Regions from separate parts of the Homo sapiens genome. Here region 1 is linked to region 2. A link is a loop called in an ENCODE intact Hi-C map of the cell type or tissue named here. Cell type or tissue: B cell. All regions are shown on one strand. Each heading gives the region's core, and the rest is flanking DNA. Links, peaks and the distances in the headings are about the cores only.

What was found. Peaks named below come from ENCODE experiments on the same cell type or tissue, not always from the same donor. Only the 100,000 strongest peaks of a DNase experiment are listed, where the experiment ranks them.
Region 1: it touches region 2 in a loop (6-fold over the local background); 1 of 110 quality-filtered maps calls a loop at or near these places.

What each region holds. Positions count from the first base shown.
Region 1 is chr11:59,797,052-59,806,840 of GRCh38, reverse strand. It overlaps STX3 (syntaxin 3), which reads right to left. Exons shown (of 11, transcript NM_004177.5): 10 at 9,445-9,558; 11 at 963-5,986. The coding sequence ends at 9,475. It overlaps MRPL16 (mitochondrial ribosomal protein L16), which reads left to right. Exons shown (of 4, transcript NM_017840.4): 4 at 9-701. The coding sequence ends at 494. Among named protein-coding and RNA genes, the nearest start is that of MRPL16, 8.8 kb to the left of the region's middle. RefSeq lists an enhancer at 3,983-4,032. In B cell, for the core only: CTCF peaks have their summits at 3,883 and 4,084 (motif pointing right); a DNase peak (open chromatin) is centred at 4,070.
Region 2 is chr11:60,472,755-60,482,543 of GRCh38, reverse strand. No RefSeq gene overlaps it. Among named protein-coding and RNA genes, the nearest start is that of MS4A12, 15 kb to the left of the region's middle. In B cell, for the core only: no CTCF peak of the experiment used is centred there; a DNase peak (open chromatin) is centred at 5,313; H3K4me3 peaks cover 1,342 bases; H3K27ac peaks cover 1,477 bases.

The DNA of each region.
Region 1 (9,789 bases), core at 2,614-5,113, 670 kb after region 2:
ACTTTTAGGCATTGGGTGGTGGCTACCTGCATTGGGGCCACTTTGAAATGATGCGCCTGACAATCAACCGCTCTATGGACCCCAAGAACATGTTTGCCATATGGCGAGTACCAGCCCCTTTCAAGCCCATCACTCGCAAAAGTGTTGGGCATCGCATGGGGGGAGGCAAAGGTGCTATTGACCACTACGTGACACCTGTGAAGGCTGGCCGCCTTGTTGTAGAGATGGGTGGGCGTTGTGAATTTGAAGAAGTGCAAGGTTTCCTTGACCAGGTTGCCCACAAGTTGCCCTTCGCAGCAAAGGCTGTGAGCCGCGGGACTCTAGAGAAGATGCGAAAAGATCAAGAGGAAAGAGAACGTAACAACCAGAACCCCTGGACATTTGAGCGAATAGCCACTGCCAACATGCTGGGCATACGGAAAGTACTGAGCCCATATGACTTGACCCACAAGGGGAAATACTGGGGCAAGTTCTACATGCCCAAACGTGTGTAGTGAGTGTAGGAGATAACTGTATATAGGCTACTGAAAGAAGGATTCTGCATTTCTATTCCCCTCAGCCTACCCACTGAAGTCTTTGGGTAGCTCTTAAGCCATAACTAAGGAGCAGCATTTGAGTAGATTTCTGAAAAACAATGTTATTTGTTGATTTAAAAAGAAAACTGTATTTTTATTAAATAAAATTTAAACATCACTTCAGGATATAACTTCTCATTGGTCATTCTTAATCCCTTAAAAGATTAAGAAATAGGCCTCAATGACTAAAGAGTTCTTGGTCCTCCTGGGGTGTAAGATGAACATGAAGGCTGAAACAAATGTTTGCATTCCCCCATCTATGATGCGAGTCTCACTTAAATGTTTATACTGCCTTTTATACGTACACACTTCAGGAGCCAGTTTCTGTGATATTTTACTAGGTTAAAAACACATTTTTAGAGTAAGAAAAAAACAACAGTACATAGGTCAATTGATTCAATATTTATTGATGCCCAGCTACCCATCTTCTCACAATCTTGGAAGGGGTATGTTGGACAATAGGCAAGGAACATACCCTTTGCCTTTTAGCAAAAGGAACCGATGACAAAAGTTAGAACTGCGTGGCCTTTTCTGGGTCTGAAATTCTCCAAGAGGGAGAGTGTTTGGCTCTATGTTTGTGCCCCTGCAGAATCTAGTACAGTGCTATGTGCCATGCACCACTTAAATTCTTACTGCTAGTGAATGAGGGCCCCCTAGGACTCAGATCCTCATAGCTCCAGCTCCGTTTGCCCAGATTAATGTTTTCCAGACCCAACCAGCTGCAGTCTTCTATCCCCTATTAAAACTAAAGGAAGCACAAATTAATAGAAATATCAAACCATTGGCTTTTGAAGGTGGGTAGAAAACAGCACTGACCAAAATATTTTTAATCCCACTTTCTTAAAAAATAAGGTATCAAACAAAGAATAATTTACTTTCAAAAGTACAAACTTAGCAGTTGTGTGCTCCTCACAGTTGTATAGTGTGATTTTTTCATCAATTTTAGTTACATAATCACTAAATAATCTGCACTAGAACTCACATTCACATAGCTGGTTTTAAAGCTGAACACAACTGAACCTTGAATGGAATTGGGGACAGTATTAAGTATTAAGAACAGTTTTTTTTTTTTGTTTTTTTTTTTTTTTTAGATGGAATTTAGCTCTTGTTGCCCAGGCTGGAGTGCAGTGGCGCGATCTCGGCTCACTGCAACTTCCGCCTCTTGCATTCAAGCAATTCTCCTGCCTCAGCCTCCCAAGTAGCTGGGAATACAGGTGCAAGCCACCATGCCTGGCTAATTTTTGTATTTTTTGTAGAGAGGGGGTTTCACTATGTTGGTCAGTCTGGTGATCCACCTGCCTTGGCCTCCCAAAGTGCTGTGATTACAGGCATGAGCCACCGTGCCCGGCCTATAACAGTTTCTTATACATACGTTACTGGCCAGCAGTTTCAGCTAGCAACACAAATCAGGTGAGAGGTGAAGTGAGTGATAACCTCATTTCACCTTTCTCACTTGACACCTTTATCTGTTCTTTGTTATGGTTCACAGAGTGTTCTACTGATGTGTGAGTTCAGTCATGCTATAAACCTATTTTATTTTGTGGGCCTGTATTTCGTTATTGAACCACAGTCCTGGAGCCAGCCATCTTCTCCACAGATTAAGAGGCTGTTGCTAGAACTCCACCATCACCACCCATAGAAAAAGCACTTTAAATTTTCATGTTGTGGTAATGGGGTTTGAAAGGTTGGTAGCATTTTTGCATAAGCAGATCAGCCCATTCCCAAGCGGCTTTACACAGCCTCTGACAGTAACAAACCACGTTCTCATTGGTACCTTAAAGAGTTTAGGAGTCAAACCCAAGGATTTGTCCATGACTGAAATAAGAGCTTAATTATAAGTAATTAAGTCAGCAGATATTTGAGTACCTGTAAGCAGCAGGCGCTGTGCTAAAAAGTGGGGACACAGCAGTGAGCAAGATAGGCATGTGCTTATCCTTAGATAAACTTCACTTTTAAGACTACTACTGGAGCCTGAAAGAGGAAACAGATGTAGGGTGGTCAAAGGTGTGACCTAGAGGAGCCTGAAGAGCAGAAGTGCCCTGACTTGACCAACTCACAGCAGTTCAAGTAAGATCCTGTTGAGTTAGGTGTGCTATGATATCTGCCCCTTCACAGCCATACTGCACATGCAGGCTGTGTCACTTCCTAAAGAGGCGCCCACTCTGCTTGCTTCTCTACCCTGCAGTCCTCCTTTAAACCATCTGCCTAATCAGCTATGTATCTGTACTCCCTGTCCCTGTCCTCCGCCCAATTCTGTATACGTTTATTCTTTGCATAATTCTTAATAAGTAGTTGATTGGTGCCCTGTTTCTTAAGAAGTTTCATAATGGAAAGAGGAGAAGCTGATGAGGAGTCTGCGTGGAGAAGTGATGGTACCACAGAAGTGGAAGGAGGATTAGAAATGCCAGTCGATCAATCTGTGAGGGCTGTGGGAGATAACAGAAAAATGGAGGAAAAAAATCATAGATTATATAGCATGGTGTTCGTGGCTGGGATCACCAAATCCCTCTTACCCGGGGTAAAGGACTACATACAAGGCTGTGTTAACTTTCATTAACCTTGAAAGGGAAGAAATTTAATTTGAATTTACTGTGTGGCCGGCCCTCTTCCAAAAAGTTCAAGATGCACCTAATGCAAGAACTAATTCTTGTTCTTTTTGTCACTTCCAGATACCAAGGCTCAAACTGTTTAGCAGGAATCACTATCCTTCACCTGTACAAAGCATTCTGCCACACCAGGTTATAGGACAGATTGCCACCTTCTGTCTCCCCCCTCCTCCCACAGACTACCTACTAACAGTTCATTCTTCACTCACTTTTCTGTCTCTGAAACATCCCTTTCTTTAGTTTTCTCTAACCATTATTAGCACCTAATCCCACCCAGATTAAGGCACCTAGAGTGCCCCCAAGACACAAAGGTTTCAAGTCAGTGAAAGAAGGTCTGACCCTCCCCACAGATGGCTCACCTTTTTCAGGCAAATATGCTCCCAATGGTGGAAGCTAAGATGATCGCAAGGATAATACAGCAGATCATGATCATGATCTTCTTCTGCTCATCCAGACAAGGAAAGAAAGAATACATGAGAAACATCATCGCAAAAAGTATTCTGCAGGGAGATAAGTGCATGTGGACATGGAAGAGGGTGTGAAGGAAGAGAGCAACAGAAGGAAAAAGGAGATGGATCTGGCTTCTAGGACCCAGAATGCCAACAGAAATGTTATTTTTGGTGAGACATTCAAGTTAGATTAAAAGGATGTTTGGTATGGTCATTCCACCTTCTAGATAACATCGTGACAGATCTCCCCCATTTCCTCCTAAAGCCAGATACTCCCAAGGACTGAACCAAATTCTTTTGGGGGGAACACCTCAAATCTGAAACACAAACATAGTTACACTGCATTCTGTGGGAGTTAAACCATGTTCAAAAATTGCACTTTTGAACCATCTGATCCAGCACATGGCTTAAAAAGGTGTGAACTGCATTCTAAAACCTGAATAAAAATCACCACATGGTGGCACCAGATCATTGTGTTTCTGCATCGAGACAGAGCCAGAACCGTTTCACAATCAATACAAAGTCATTTTTATTTTTAAATTAGCAATAAAATAATCAAGTTTACATCTAAAAAATACAAACAACAACAAAAACCTTCACATGTTGTATTCCAAACTGTAAGCCCCAGGCCTCAATGTCAGAGGAGAGCAAAGGCCTTTAGTTATTTTGTCTCTTGTTGCTGGAGCCCATCCACTGTCTGACATCATAGCCATGGGCAAGAGGATATTGCCTTGGCTCTGTCTGAGTGCTGGATTGTGACCGGCCATAAGTAGCCTTTGCAAAGGAAGCTAATGGACAGTGCCTGAATTAAGGGTGCTTACCCTATCCTAGAAAGCGTTAAAGTCAAAGCGGAAAATATACATGGTACCCAAAATCAAGGAGACTGCCAGAGACCAGCAGGGGATCTAAGGGATTTACCACTGGGTTAGCACAGACACTACACTTGAAGATTTCCTAGCGGCTGCTGCTGCTGTTTCCATGATAAGAATTCAGTGAGACAAAGAACCTGCCAAGCTCATTAACCGAGTAGCAGGAAGAGCTACTGTGTAGCCTCTGGTGTTCCCCAACTGACTCAGCCCTGCAGATGGGACATCCTGTAGGTCATGTGAATATCAAGTTACTGAGGGATGTTCTCAGGACAAGCCTAGCATAGGCACCAGGTGGGAAAGGGTGTCAAAAAATTATACCTTCTGTCTGCTAAGCAGAAAAACTTAATTGGGATCAATTTAGCTCACTCCAGAGTTCTCATTTTATTCTCCCAGTATTCATCCAGAAAACAAGTTTCTTGATGATATGGGAAGATCACATTTCCACAGTGATTCATTTGCAGGTAAGCAAATGTCCTTTACCCAATTTTTATCCTAGCTCAAAGTTGGCTTTTTTTTTTTGAGGTCATAATAGCTTCCATTTTTATTTCCTACTTCCTGAGACACACACACTTATGTGTACATACATTTCATACACAATTAGAATACATCTGGAACACATGAGTGAATACACCAGTGTCATGAAATATTTCCAGAGCTTAGGATTCTAGCACCTTGTCCCTTGCCCAATTTAAAATCCCTGATTATTTTTGGCCCCAAGACAATAGTCTCACAAAGCATCACTTTCTAACAATGAGCAGCCAGTTTCTAAGACTCAGACATGGAAACATATTCCATACCGTCAGCCTTTTGCAAAGCATAACCTCAGATGACTGTATCATCCTGGTCCCTCCTTGAGTAAATATGAGAGACTACAACACAGAGAAAAATCAAAGTTGCCCCCCAAGCTGAACAACTAAGAGCTTAATTTAAGGCTGAATTTCAAACAAGTCAGCTCTTTAGACCAAAATGACATCTGCCAGTCCCTCATGTTTTCAGGACATACGGACAACAAACAGGATTGGCATCCTGCCAGGTAGAAGACTCAGATCCAAGCCTTCTTGTTGCCAAACTTAGAAGAATCATTCTGCTTTGTTAAAGATACTCCCCTAAAAAAATACATTGCAGTTTCTGGGAGAATACTCCATGAGGTAGAAAAATACAGCACCTTGGGAGAGTCTCACAAGAGCTTTCCCAAGTGCAAGGCATAATCTGACACACAACAGGGAGGAAGAAAGCTGGGTGGGTCCACACAGTCCAGGAGAAAAGGTACTTGAGAGCTGGTGGGGCAGGAGGAGGCTCTGGGGAGAACTCAGGGTCGCATCAGGTAGATCACATTCCCCCAGGGCTAGATTGTTAGCTGAGTCAGGTCCAAGGGTGGTTGCAAGGAAACAAAGGAACGGGTCGCACTCGCTCTCAGGAAGGCCATTCAGACTCCATTCTCATCTGAAGACAAGGGTGGCCACACCAGTCTGGAGTGAAATCAGTTTCTAGGAGGCAGGGAAAGGAGGAGCTGATCAGTACACAGGAAGAAGGCAAAGGGCAACAGAAGGAGTCAGCCACAAACCTGGAAGGTGGGGAGGAAAGACCAGAAATCACTATGAAATAGACAAACCCAGGACAGAACTTGGAGTTAAATATCCCACTGTACAAAGAACAAAAAGCCCTACTGTGAGAGGGGAAAAAAATAGAAAAGCCTCTAGGCCTTTTATAAGCCTTCTCACAGGCTGTCCACACCCATGGAAGGACGTGGTGGGAAGGGACAATCCCTAGTGAAAACACCTGCTCTGCAGGTCCCACAGCAACACCGCTCCTGAAGACAGGCTGCAGGAGCTGCTTTCTGGTTCTCGATCTTCATGAACTCCCTGCTGCCTTTCTTTTAGAAAACAGAAGGACACAATGAAAAGCCTATGGAAAAAGTTCAGGGGTCATATTATGGCTGCTCCACCTTATGAGCTATGTAGTCTTGGGCAAGTTCCTTAACTTCATTGCTCTTTCCCCGTCTGTAAAATGAGGATACTATGATCTTAGAGCAAGCAGCTGGCACATTACTAGGAAATATAAACACACTGTCTACCCTCCTGTTCAGAGACCTCTCTCCCTTGGGTGACATGGAGGAAGAGGAGAGTCCAGACCTAGGCAACAATCAGTCTTGACTTTGTTAGGGAACATGGAATACACTACAAAAAAAGCAGCTTAACAACTGCTCAGCAATTTAGCAGGTTAAAGATAGGGTTAGTCAACCAAAAACAACATATTAATTAGTCTGCTCCTCTTTGAGGAGTTACGTCCTGAAAAATGATTCATATACCTTCTGAAGTCCTGGAATTAGGAATAGAAAGGGGCACCACAAATTTGCATATCATCTTTCATCCAAGGATATGGAAAAATAACAACTCTTATATCTTTTTAAAATTTCAACATCTATTTCAATCAGATTGTTCAGAGCCAAACCAAAATTTAAAGTTCACATACAAAAAAGTCAAGGGCTAGACTCCAAGTGCCAGAAAAAAGAGGGGAAAAAAAAAATCAACCAACCACCTGTCTATGAGAGGTTGTTCATCTCACTGTTGCTTATCTTTCAAGATGAAGTTGAATGCTCAATGCTGTAATAAGCTGACTTTTAGATCCCCTGGTCACATGGAAGGAGGAGGAATAAGAAGAGACACACTGAAACAAATATAAAAGGAAGGCACAGCTCTGGGTACTGGCATGGTATTATGTGCCAAGTCTTAAAAATGTTTATACCTGTTATTTCAGTACTCCAACTTATATGAGTTGGTAATAAAGAGAAAATTTAAATGAGAAAAATATTAAATAAGGTTAGTCACACTGTTAGCTACAGCAAAATAACATAAACCTCCAACATTGTGAAAATGTTAAATATTTGAGAGTATGGCCACAATCTCATATTGAAAATTAGATTTACAAAGAGATTTTAATGCTGTGGAATGATGCTTATAATTTTCTAACTGGGTACAAAACTGGATAATATAGTCTGAACTATGTAAAACTATGTCTGAGTATGTGAACGTGCCACAAGGTTATCAGCAATAATATTAAAAGTTCATTAGTTTTATGTTTTCTGTATTTTATAGGTTTTTTTTTAACAATGCATGCTATATTTTATTCAGAAAAATATTTTAAAAGTCACTGGCTGGGCGCAGTGGCTCATGCCTGTAATCCCAGCACTTTGGGAGGCCAAGGCAAGTGGATCGCTTGAGTCCAGGAGTTCAAGACCAGCCTGGGTGACATGGCAAAACTCCATCTCTACAAAAAATATAAAAGTTATCTTGGCGTGTTGGTGTACACCTATAGTCCCAGCTACTCAGAAGGCTGAGGCGGAAGGATCACTTGAGCCTGGGAGGCAGAGGTTGCAGTGAGCTAAGATCGCACCACTGCGCTCCAGCCTGGGCGACAGAGCAACACACAATCTCAACAACAAAAAAAAATTGTTTGTTTTAAAGTCACAAAAGTCTTAATAGTCCCAATAACCAGATTGATATGCTCACTACTATTAAACGTGATTCAGGCCGGGTGCAGTGGCTCACGCCTGTAATCCTAGCACTTTGGGAGGCCGAGGCGGGTGGATCACCTGAGGTCAGGAGACCAGCATGGCCAACATGGTGAAACCTCGTCTCTACTAAAAATACAAAAATTAGCCGGGCGTGGTGGCAGGCACCTATAATCCCAGCTACTCGGGAGGCTGAGGCAGGAGAATCGCTTGAACCCAGGAGGCGGAGGCTGCAGTGAGCTGAGATCGCGCCACTGCACTCCAGCCTGGGGGACAAGAATGAGAAACAAACAAAAAACAACAACAACAAAAACGTTTTTTGTTTGTTTTGATTCAGGCCGGGCGCAGTGGCTCACGCCTGTAATCCCAGCTTAGGCGGGCAAATCACCTGAGGTCAGGAGTTCAAGGCATTCTGGCCAACATGGCAAAACCCCATCTCTACTAATAATACAAAAATTAGCTAGGCGCTGTGGCATGTGCCTGTAATCCCAGCTACTCAGGAGGCTGAGGCAGGAGAATTGCTTGAATCCAGGAGGCGGAGGTTGCAGTGAGCCGAGATCATGCCACTGCACCCCAGGCTGGGAGATAGAGCAAGACTCCGTCTCAAAAAAAAAAAAAAACCAGTGATTCAGTGGTAAGTCTATCACTTTTAACAAATTTTCAAGAAAATGAATAGTCTAAATTTTAGCATCGCTATCCTCTAAGGTTCTCCAGGCTTTATAGTTAATGATAAGTGGCTACCTTCTTTTACAAAGAGAAGCTAGGTCCACTATTAGCTGTGTGAACTTGGCCCTGTTATTCAACATTCTCTTTGACTGAGTTTCTTTGTCTGTAAAATGTGCATAACACTGTATCTGTCTCAAAGGATGTTGTAAGGATTCAATGATATGTGTATAAGGTGTTTAGTACATTGTCTGGTACAACACAACACTCAAAAGTGTGTTAACTATCATCATTTAAGACCCAACCACTCAGCAACAGAGAAAACTCTGCAGATCCAAATCCCAATTCAGAGTTTCATTTACATTGAAAAGGATACAGAAAGTAAAGCCCAACATCCATGAAAATCAGTAAGAATTCAGAAGACAGACTCCAGATCCAAGACAGAGATGTACCCAACTTAGAAGCATGCTTCCTGAGTAAGGGGAGTCACCTGGGGTGCTCAGGTATGCTGGGAGAAGTGGTAATACGACAAGACAGAGATTGGGGACAGAATCTACAGGATAAGAACAAACGGAGAGCTCATCCACGTACTGCAGCCAGAAACCAATAGAACTATAAGGAGATAAAGAATCCACAGGCTACTGAAAGTTTTAGAAAGCTCAGTGTGTCCAAGGACAATCATAGGGGGAAAGAAGAGGAATTTGAAATCCCAAGCTAATTTCCTCTTGAGGAGCCAAATCCAGAGTCCCCAAGAACCACTCGTTTACTTACATTTCAGTGCAGCAGCCTCTTAGGCCACTCTTAATTCAGCCCAACGGAAAGTCCAATAATCAATGCTAAAATGCCCAGCAACACAACTACTAGCACAATGATAATTATCAATTTCTGGAGAGAGGAATAAGACAAAAACAAATCATTATTACAAACAACCAAAAAAATAACAACTCATCCAAAACCTAACCCCTGTCACCTCTACATAGAAAATATCTTACCAGTCTGAGTAAGAGGCCTACATCTCTACATACAGACATCCTTCTAGGATACTTCATTTATTTTTAAGACAGGGTTTTTCTCTATCACTCAGGCTAGAGTGCAGTGGCATGATCATGGCTCACT
Region 2 (9,789 bases), core at 4,370-6,869:
AGTTTCTGCTTTCTGGAGTAAAACGTGAAGGAGGTACAGTCTGGGCCTAGCCTCTTGGGGGCCAAGTTTGCTCCTCCCTGATCCTTCTATGATTTTACTGGATACCTCCAAACACACCTTAGCTTTTGCATTATTAATGAAAGGTCCTGTTGGTGGGTACTGTCATAAAATGTTTTTGTTTTTCAGAAAAGCAAAGTGAAAGATCTGTAAAAAACGATGTTTGCCAAGTGTTGGAAGGTAGAATATTTCAGAATGAAGCACCATCATCTAAGTGTGAAGAACGTAGAGCTAAACAAAGATGCTGCCTCTTAGAGATGTTCTATTCCAGGCCTCTGCTTTCCATCTGAGAGTGAATATTCAAATCTAAACTATTTTATTAATATTATTCTTTAAATATCTCTGCCAGAATTTCCATCAAAAGTCAGTCATATATCTGAGTAGTTCATTGAATCTATCACATAATTGTTGTTAAGATGTGCCATTATTTTATGCAACACCAAGAAAGAAAATTCAGCCACTTAACCTATGATACTGTAAGATCTCAAAGATGTTAAACAGTGGAAAAAAGTAAAGAGTTAATGTAATATGTTATGTCTTTAGATGGAAGATAGAGAGATTTTCCTTTTTAGTCCTAAGACAGTAGGAGAAATAATGAATATTTTATAATTAGGCTGAAGTTTGAATTCCAGTTCCTCTATTGTGTGACCTTGGGAAGTGATGTTTCTTTAAACTCTATTTCTTCCTCTGTAAAATAGGATTATACCCACCTTCGTTGGGTTGAGGTGAGGAATAAATGATTTACTGGATGTAATGCTTCTACCCTAATCCCTGTCCCATGGTGTACATTTAAAAGAAAATTAGTTTTCCTTCTCCTTATTTTAAACCAATGTAATTCTCTTAATAATTTAAGTCAAGTTCCTCCTGTTTCAGTCCTCTAAAGCATAGGCATAGTTCTAAATTAAGATGCCTCATAAGGAGGAGTCTTAGTTATAGTAGAGCATTGCTCTTTCTCACCATCTCTGTCTCCTTACTTTGTCCTCCTTTATTTCTTGCTGGTTAAAATGTAGACTTCAATGATTAATTCCCTGTATTGCTTTGCACATAGACACACACATTCCTTGCTTATCGAATAGTCATACATGAACAACAAAAGGAGCAACTCTCATTTTCGCCTATTATGCAAAGTGCCTTCTTCCTAGATAATGCTATAGAATGTTGTTAAATATTGCCTCTCCAATTTCTCTAAGATTTTAGTCATACCCTCTTTAATTCATTGGATCTCTTCTGTCACCAACTGCCTTGTTTATTAAATTATCTCCTCAAAAGGATTCTTTTAATTCATTTCTTCAGTTTGAAACTTTTGTGCATCAAAGGATACTATAAATAAAATGCAAATACAATCCACAGAAGGGGAGAAATATTTGCAAATCATATATCTGATAAGGGTTTAGTATTTAGAATACAGAAAGAAAGCTTACACCTCAACAATCAGAAGATAATCCAATTAAAATTTGGCAAAGGATTTGCATATATATTTCTCCAAAGAAAATACACATATGGCCAATCAGTATGTGCATGACAGGCATCTGAAAAGATATTCAATATCATTAGACTCTAGCGAAATGCAGATCACCACAATGAGATACTGCTTCACATTCACAAAGACGGCTATCATCAAAAAGAAAGTAACAAGTGTTGGTGAGGATTTAGAGAATTACAGCCCTCATAATTTGCTGGTGGGGACGTAAAATGGTGTGGTTGCTTTGAAAAGTTGTTTTGCAATTCCTCAAAAAGCTAAATATAAAGTTACCATATGACCTAGCAAGTCGACTACTAGGTATATACCCAAGAGAACTGAAAATATATGCTCGCACAGAAACTTATATACAAATGTTCATAGCCATAATAACCAAACAGTGGGAACAACTCAAATGTCTATTAACTGATGAATGGATACAGAAAATGTGGTATATGCATACACTGAAACATTATTCATTCATCAGAAAGAATGAAGTACATGCCACGAAATGGATGAACCTTGAAAACATCATGTTAAGTGCAAAAATCCAGATAGAAAAGGCCATATATGTGCGTTACTCCATTCATATGAAATGTCCAGAATAGACAAATTCATAGAAATGGAAAGTAGATTAGTGGTTGCCAGAGACTGGGGGAAGGAGAAAACGGGGAGTGACTGCTAATGAGTCTAGGTTTCATTTAGGGGTGGTGAAAATATTCTAGAATTATATAGTGGTGATGGTTGTACAACTTCCTAATATATTTAAAAACAAAGGGGTAATTTTTCAAATTTTATGAATACCTAATAGTTGTACATGTTTATGGCATATATGTGATATTTTAGTACAAGCATACAATGTGTAATGATTAAATCTGGGTAATTAGGATATCCATCATCTTAAATATTTATAATTTCTTTATTTTGGGAATGTTCCAAATCTACTCTTCCAGCTATTTTGTAATATACAGTAAATTATTAGCTCTAGTCACCCTATTGAACACTAGCACTTATTTCTTCTATATAACTATATTTTTGTACCCACTGACCAGCTCCTCTTTATCCCTCCCTCCTCACTACCCTTCCCAGGCTCTGTTAACCACCATTCTATTCACTATCTCCATGAGATCATTTTTTTAGCACCCTCATATTGGTGAGAACATGTGACATTTGTCTTTCTATGTATGGCTTATTCCGTTTACCATAATGTCCTCCAGTTCCATCCATATTGTAGCAAATGGCATGATTTCATTAATTTTTATGGTGGAATAATATTCCTATATATATTATATATATCCCATTTTCTTTATCCATCCATCTGTTCATGGACACTTGAGTTGATACTATATCTTGGTTACTGTGAATAGTGCTGCAATAAACATGACAGTGCAGGTCTCTTTTCAATACTCTGATTTCCTTTCTTTTGGATATATACCTAGCAGTCAGATTGCTGGATTAAAGCTTTTGACAACAAAGAAAATAATCAATAAAATAAAATAAAATAAAGAGACCTACAGCATGGGAGAAAGTATTTGCAAACCATTCAACTGACAGAGGATTAATTAACAGAAATGTATACGGAACTCAAACAACTCAATACAAAAAAAATCTGATTTAAAATGGGCAAAATAGACATTTCTCAAAAGAAGGCATACAAATGGCAACAGGTATATGAAAAAATGTTCAACATCACTAGTCATGAGAGAAATGCAAATCAAAACTGCAATGAGATATCATCTCACCCCAGTTAAAATAGCTGTTATCAAAGAAAGAAACTAAATGCTGGAGGGGATGTGGAGAGCAGGAAACACTTGCTCACTGTTGGTGGGAATGTAAATGGGTACAGCCACCATGGAAAACAGTATGGGAGCTTCTTCAAAAACCTCCTTAAAAAATTAAAAGAGTAAATTTTATGGTGTGTGAAACAAATCTCAATACAAATAATTTTACAAGATAACCAGTGATATAAGTCAGCCCAGAAGAGCTAAATAATGGTATAATGTCCTGGTGCATAGGAGAAAATAATTGCTCAATAATATAGCACAGGTGGGAGCTCAATAAAATTGGAGTATTAGAAGAAAACCTCATGGAATAGGAAGGATTTGAGATGAATCTTAGAGAATAGGTAGAACTTAGTAAGAGAGAAAAAAGAGAAGACTATTCCACGTAGGGGAACAATATCTAAACAGGAGGAAAACAGAAACATTCTATTTGTGTTCAGGAGCAATAATTGAATAACCAGGCTGGACTGTGGCTAAATTAGGGTGTAATGAGAAGGCAGTAGAGAAAAGTTAAAACAATACTATGCAGGATCTTATATGTCCATGGCATCTGGACTTTAATTGGTAAGCACTGGAGAATCATTCAAGATGTCTAAGTAGGGATGTAACAATTCCAATTAATCGTTTATAAAATAAGTGAAACAGCAGGAGCAAATGAGAAACTAGGCCTAAAGTGAAGACTAGAAAGAAGAGGAGAGTTGGATTTTAGAGACATTTTAGAGTAGACAAAACTTAAAGTACATGAGGAACTTCATTAGATAAAAAGAGTGAAAAAGGAATAAATCAAATACATCTCTCAGCTGTGAGTGTGGATGATGGGGGAGGATGTGAAGGGAGAGAGACAGGAAGCTAAAAAGGAGGTGCATGGGAATTAGACCGCGGGCTCAGACTGGACCAGCTCTATAGTTTTACATTGCAGATAGGAGATCATTATGAAATAATTTGCAAATACCCGGACATGCAGGCTTGGAAATCAGATGAGTAAACAGGATTGAAAATGCAATTACATGAATTAGTTACCTAAAATTGATAGACTGAGTTATGGGAATGGATGAGAGTTTTTGGGGGAAGGTAACACTTTGTAAGGAATGTGCACATTTGGTTGTCAGAAAAAATGCAACTAGTGAAGATGAAATTGTGTATGTCTAAGAAAGTAGGAGAGAGAGTTAAGAGTGTCCCATCTTGGAAGCTAAGGAAGGGCATGTGTCTCAAAAGGCAAGGAAGCAAAAGGGCAGTGTTGTTAAATCTCACAGAATGAGAATTGAGTAGAATCCACTGGATTCAACAATTAAGAAGTCATTGGCAGCATTTGGGGAAACAATTCTAGAAAAGTATTAGAGAGAATAGACAGACTGTAATTCACTGAAAAATGAACGCGATATGAAAACATTCAAACCTGAAAGCAGACTCTGCTTTTGAGTTGTTTGGTTGTGAAGGACAGGAGAGAGAGAATTCAATGGTTTGCACGAGCATCTAGGCAAGCAATTACCTCAGAATGGTGGAAGGTCTAGAGCCTACAGACACAGCTAGATAAAAGGGCTACATTCAGTCAGCAAATTCAACAAATTCAGCTTTCCATGTGCTTGGTACTAAGTGCTGTGTATATAGGAGTAAACAACATAGACAAGAATTCCTGCCTTTGTGAAGTGTAGAGAATTTAGATGAATTAGTCTCCATCTCACTAGTGAGTAGTCAAGAGGATGGTGCAGGTGTAATTTAGACACTTCTATTCACTTAGAGCTAAAGTTCAGTCATATCACTTATAATAACTCATTGACAATTGGGTGTTGTAAAATTTTCTTCAAAGCAATTCTTGCTCATCTTTGATGGAAACAACCACAACAGCCAATACAGTAGCAACAAATCTCTGAGGTGCAGCATCAATGACAAGAACGATACTGCTCCATGAACCAGGTGAGATCAAGGAAACGAGAAGTCCCCAGCCCTAAAGCATCAGAAAGCTCTCATTGCGTAAATAGCTCTGGCACCATTTTTCATCAGCTTCTGCAGTAACAGATTTGCCCAGAGATGTATCCACAACTTTCTGTACTTTTATCTTTATAGGAAATGAAACTTGTTGAAGTTACGCTTTTGCGTTTTGCAGGAAACAGCTGCAGTAAATCAGAATTGATGACAGGAACAATGCATCACGAGATGACAGAAAACTTTATTAAGACATTGAATGCAACACACAATTTTTCTTCTTTTAAATTTGAATTAGGTGCTTGTCAAAAAAAAAAAAAAAAAGCTAAGATCCATCTAGGATATACTATTTTGCAGGCCTTTTGTTTGCCAGTGTGGAACTGCAAGAGATTCTCTTAAAGACTTTTTCTTTCCTGAGTTCTCTTGAAAATGTTTAATTAGCAAAGCTCTGAGAAAGACAAATTCAAAAAAAGGCTCTCATTGAACAGGACAAAATGGAGTAGAGTTCAGCAGAATTGAGTTTTCCGCAGGCGTTTAGCATTCTAACCTAGGATGCATGCTATTTTTAAAATCACTAGTTTTCACGGCAGCTGTACTGATAAAAGAAAAACTTCAGCCAAATTAAATTTAAAGGCGTTTAATTGAGCAATGAATGATGCGCGAATCGGGCAGCCCCTCCTCTAGCCAGAGGCTCAGAGACTCCAGCACAGTCACGTGGTGGAAGAAGATTTATGAACAGAAAAGGAAAAGTGATGTACAGAAAAGGAAATAAGGTAGAGAAACAGTTGGATTGGTTACAGGTTGACATTACCTTATTTGATCACGGTTTGAACAGTTGACTACATTTGATTGATCAAAACTTAGTGACTGGCACAAGGGTAGGCTACTGTCTGTTTACACCTCCACTTGTTATAGTTCACGATGTAAAGAAAAACTTTTAGGCCAACCTTAAAATACGTAGGGAGGCGGGCAGGGCACAGTGGCTCACGCCTGTAATTCCAGCACTTTGAGAGGCGAGGCGGGCAGATCACGAGGTCAGGAGATCGAGACCATCCTGGCTATACTAAAAATACAAAAAATTACCCGGGCGTGGTGGTGGGCGCCTGTAGTCCCAGCTACTCGGGAGGCTGAGGCAGGAGAATGGCGTGAACCCAGGAGATGGAGCTTGCAGTGAGCCGAGAACGTGCCACTGCACTCCAGCCTGGGTGACAGAGCGAGATTCCGTCTCAAAAAAAAAAAAAAAAAAAAAAAAAAAAAAAAAAAAAATGTAAGGAGGCAGCTTTAGGCTAGACTTGATTTAATTGGAATTATCTGGGGACCTTTTAAAAATCCCAATGCCTAATGCTAGCCCAGAGATTCTTTTTCTTTATAGTTTATTTTATTTTATTATTATTATACTTTAAATTTTAGGGTACATGTGCACAATGTGCAGGTTAGTTACATACGCATACATGTGCCATGCTGGTGTGCTGCACCCATTAACTCGTCATTTAGCATTAGGTATATCTCCTAATGCTATCCCTCTGCCCTCCCCCCACCCCACAACAGTCCCCAGAGTGTGTTGTTCCCCTTCCTGTGTCCATATGTTCTCATTGTTCAATTCCCACCTATGAGTGAGAACATGCAGTGTTTGGTTTTTTGTCCTTGCGATAGTTTCCTGAGAATGATGATTTCCAGTTTCATCCATGTCCCTACAAAGGACATGAACTCATCATTTTTTATGGCTGCATAGAATTCCATGGTGTATATGTGCCACATTTTCTTAATCCAGTCTATCATTGTTGGACATTTGGCTTGGTTCCAAGTCTTTGCTATTGTGAATAGTGCCGCAATAAACATATGTATGCATGTGTCTTTATAGCAGCATGATTTATAATCCTCTGGGTATATACCCAGTAATGGGATGGCTGGGTCAAATGGTATTTCCAGTTCTAGATCCCTGAGGAATCGCCACACTGACTTCCACAATGGTTGAACTAGTTTACAGTCCCACCAACAGTGTAAAAGTGTTCCTATTTCTCCACATCCTCTCCAGCACCTGTTGTTTCCTGACTTTTTAATGATCGCCATTCTAACTGGTGTGAGATGGTATCTCATTGTGGTTTTGATTTGCATTTCTCTGATGGCCAGTGATGGTGAGCATTTTTTCATGTGTCTGTTGGCTGCATAAATGTCTTCTTTTGAGAAGTGTCTGTTCATGTCCTTCGCCCACTTTTTGATGGGGTTGTTTGTTTTTTTCTTGCAAATTTGTTTGAGTTCATTGTAGATTCTGGATATTAGCCCTTTGTCAGATGAGTAGGTTGCAAAAATTTTCTCCCATTTTGTAGCTTGCCTGTTCACTCTGATGGTGATTTCTTTTGCTGTGCAGAAGCTCTTTAGTTTAATTAGATCCCATTTGTCAATTTTGTCTTTTGTTGCCATTGCTTTTGGTGTTTTAGACATGAAGTCCTTGCCCATGCCTATGCCCTGAATGGTAATGCCTAGGTTTTCTTCTAGGGTTTTTATGGTTTTAGGTCTAACGTTTAAGTCTTTAATCCATCTTGAATTAATTTTTGTGTAACATGTAAGGAAGGGATCCAGTTTCAGCTTTCTACATATGGCTAGCCAGTTTTCCCAGCACCATTTATTGAATAGGGAATGCTTTCCCCATTGCTTGTTTTTCTCAGGTTTGTCAAAGATCAGATAGTTGTAGATATGCGGCGTTATTTCCAAGGGCTCTGTTCTGTTCCATTGATCTATATCTCTGTTTTGGTACCAGTACCATGCTGTTTTGGTGACTGTAGCCTTGTAGTATAGTTTGAAGTCAGGTAGCCTGATGCCTCCAGCTTTGTTCTTTTGGCTTCGGATTGACTTGGCGATGCGGGCTCTCTTTTGGTTCCATATGAACTTTAAAGTAGTTTTTTCCAATTCTGTGAAGAAAGTCATTGGTAGCTTGATGGGGATGGCATTGAATCTATAAATTACCTTGGGCAGTATGGCCATTTTCATGATATTGATTCTTCCTACCCATGAGCATGGAATGTTCTTCCATTTGTTTGTATCCTCTTTTATTTCCTTGAGCAGTGGTTTGTAGTTCTCCTTGAAGAGGTCCTTCACATCCCTTGTAAGTTGGATTCCTAGGTATTCTATTCTCTTTGAAGCAATTGTGAATGGGAGTTCACTCATGATTTGGCTCTCTGTTTGTCTGTTGTTGGTGTATAAGAATGCTTGTGATTTTTGTACATTGATTTTGTATCCTGAGACTTTGCTGAAGTTGCTGATCAGCTTAAGGAGATTTTGGGCTGAGACAATGGGGTTTTCTAGATATACAATCATGTCATCTGCAAACAGGGACAATTTGACTTCCTCTTTTCCTAATTGAATACCCTTTATGTCCTTCTCCTGCCTAATTGCCCTGGCCAGAACTTCCAACACTATGTTGAATAGGAGTGGTGAGAGAGGGCATCCCTGTCTTGTGCCAGTTTTCAAAGGGAATGCTTCCAGTTTTTGCCCATTCAGTATGATATTGGCTGTGGGTTTGTCATAGATAGCTCTTATTATTTTGAGATACGTCCCATCAGTACCTAATTTATTGAGAGCTTTTAGCATGAAGGGTTGTTGAATTTTGTCAAAGGCCTTTTCTGCATCTATTGAGATAATCATGTGGTTTTTGTCTTTGGTTCGGTTTATATGCTGGATTACATTTATTGATTTGCATACATTGAACCAGCCTTGCATCCCAGGGATGAAGCCCACTTGATCATGGTGGATAAGCTTTTTGATGTGCTGCTGGATGCGGTTTGCCAGTATTTAATTGAGGATTTTTGCATCAATGTTCATCAAGGATATTGGTCTAAAATTCTCTTTTTTGGTTGTGTCTCTGCCAGGCTTTGGTATCAGGATGATGCTGGCCTCATAAAATGAGTTAGGGAGGATTCCCTCTTTTTCTATTGATTGGAATAGTTTCAGAAGGAATGGTACCAGTTCCTCCTTGTACCTCTGGTAGAATTCGGCTGTGAATCCATCTGGTCCTGGACTCTTTTTGGTTGGTAAGCTATTGGTTATTGCCACAATTTCAGATCCTGTTGTTGGTCTATTCAGAGATTCAACTTCTTCCTTGTTTAGTCTTGGGACAGTGTATGTGTCGAGGAATTTATCCATTTCTTCTAGATTTTCTAGTTTATTTGTGTAGAGATGTTTGTAGTATTCTCTGATGGTAGTTTATATTTCTGTGGGATCGGTGGTGATATCCCCTTTATCATTTTTTATTGCGTCTATTTGATTCTTCTCTCTTTTTTTCTTTATTAGTCTTGCTAGCGGTCTATCAATTCTGTTGATCCTTTCAAAAAACCAGCTCCTGGATTCATTAATTTTTTGAAGGGTTTTTTTTGTCTCTATTTCCTTCAGTTCTGCTCTGATTTTAGTTATTTCTTGCCTTCTGCTAGCTTTTGAATGTGTTTGCTCTTGCTTTTCTAGTTCTTTTAATTGTGATGTTAGTGTGTCAATTTTAGATCTTTCCTGTTTCTCTTGTGGACCTTTAGTGCTATAAATTTCCCTCTACACAGCTTTGAATGTGTCCCAGAGATTCTG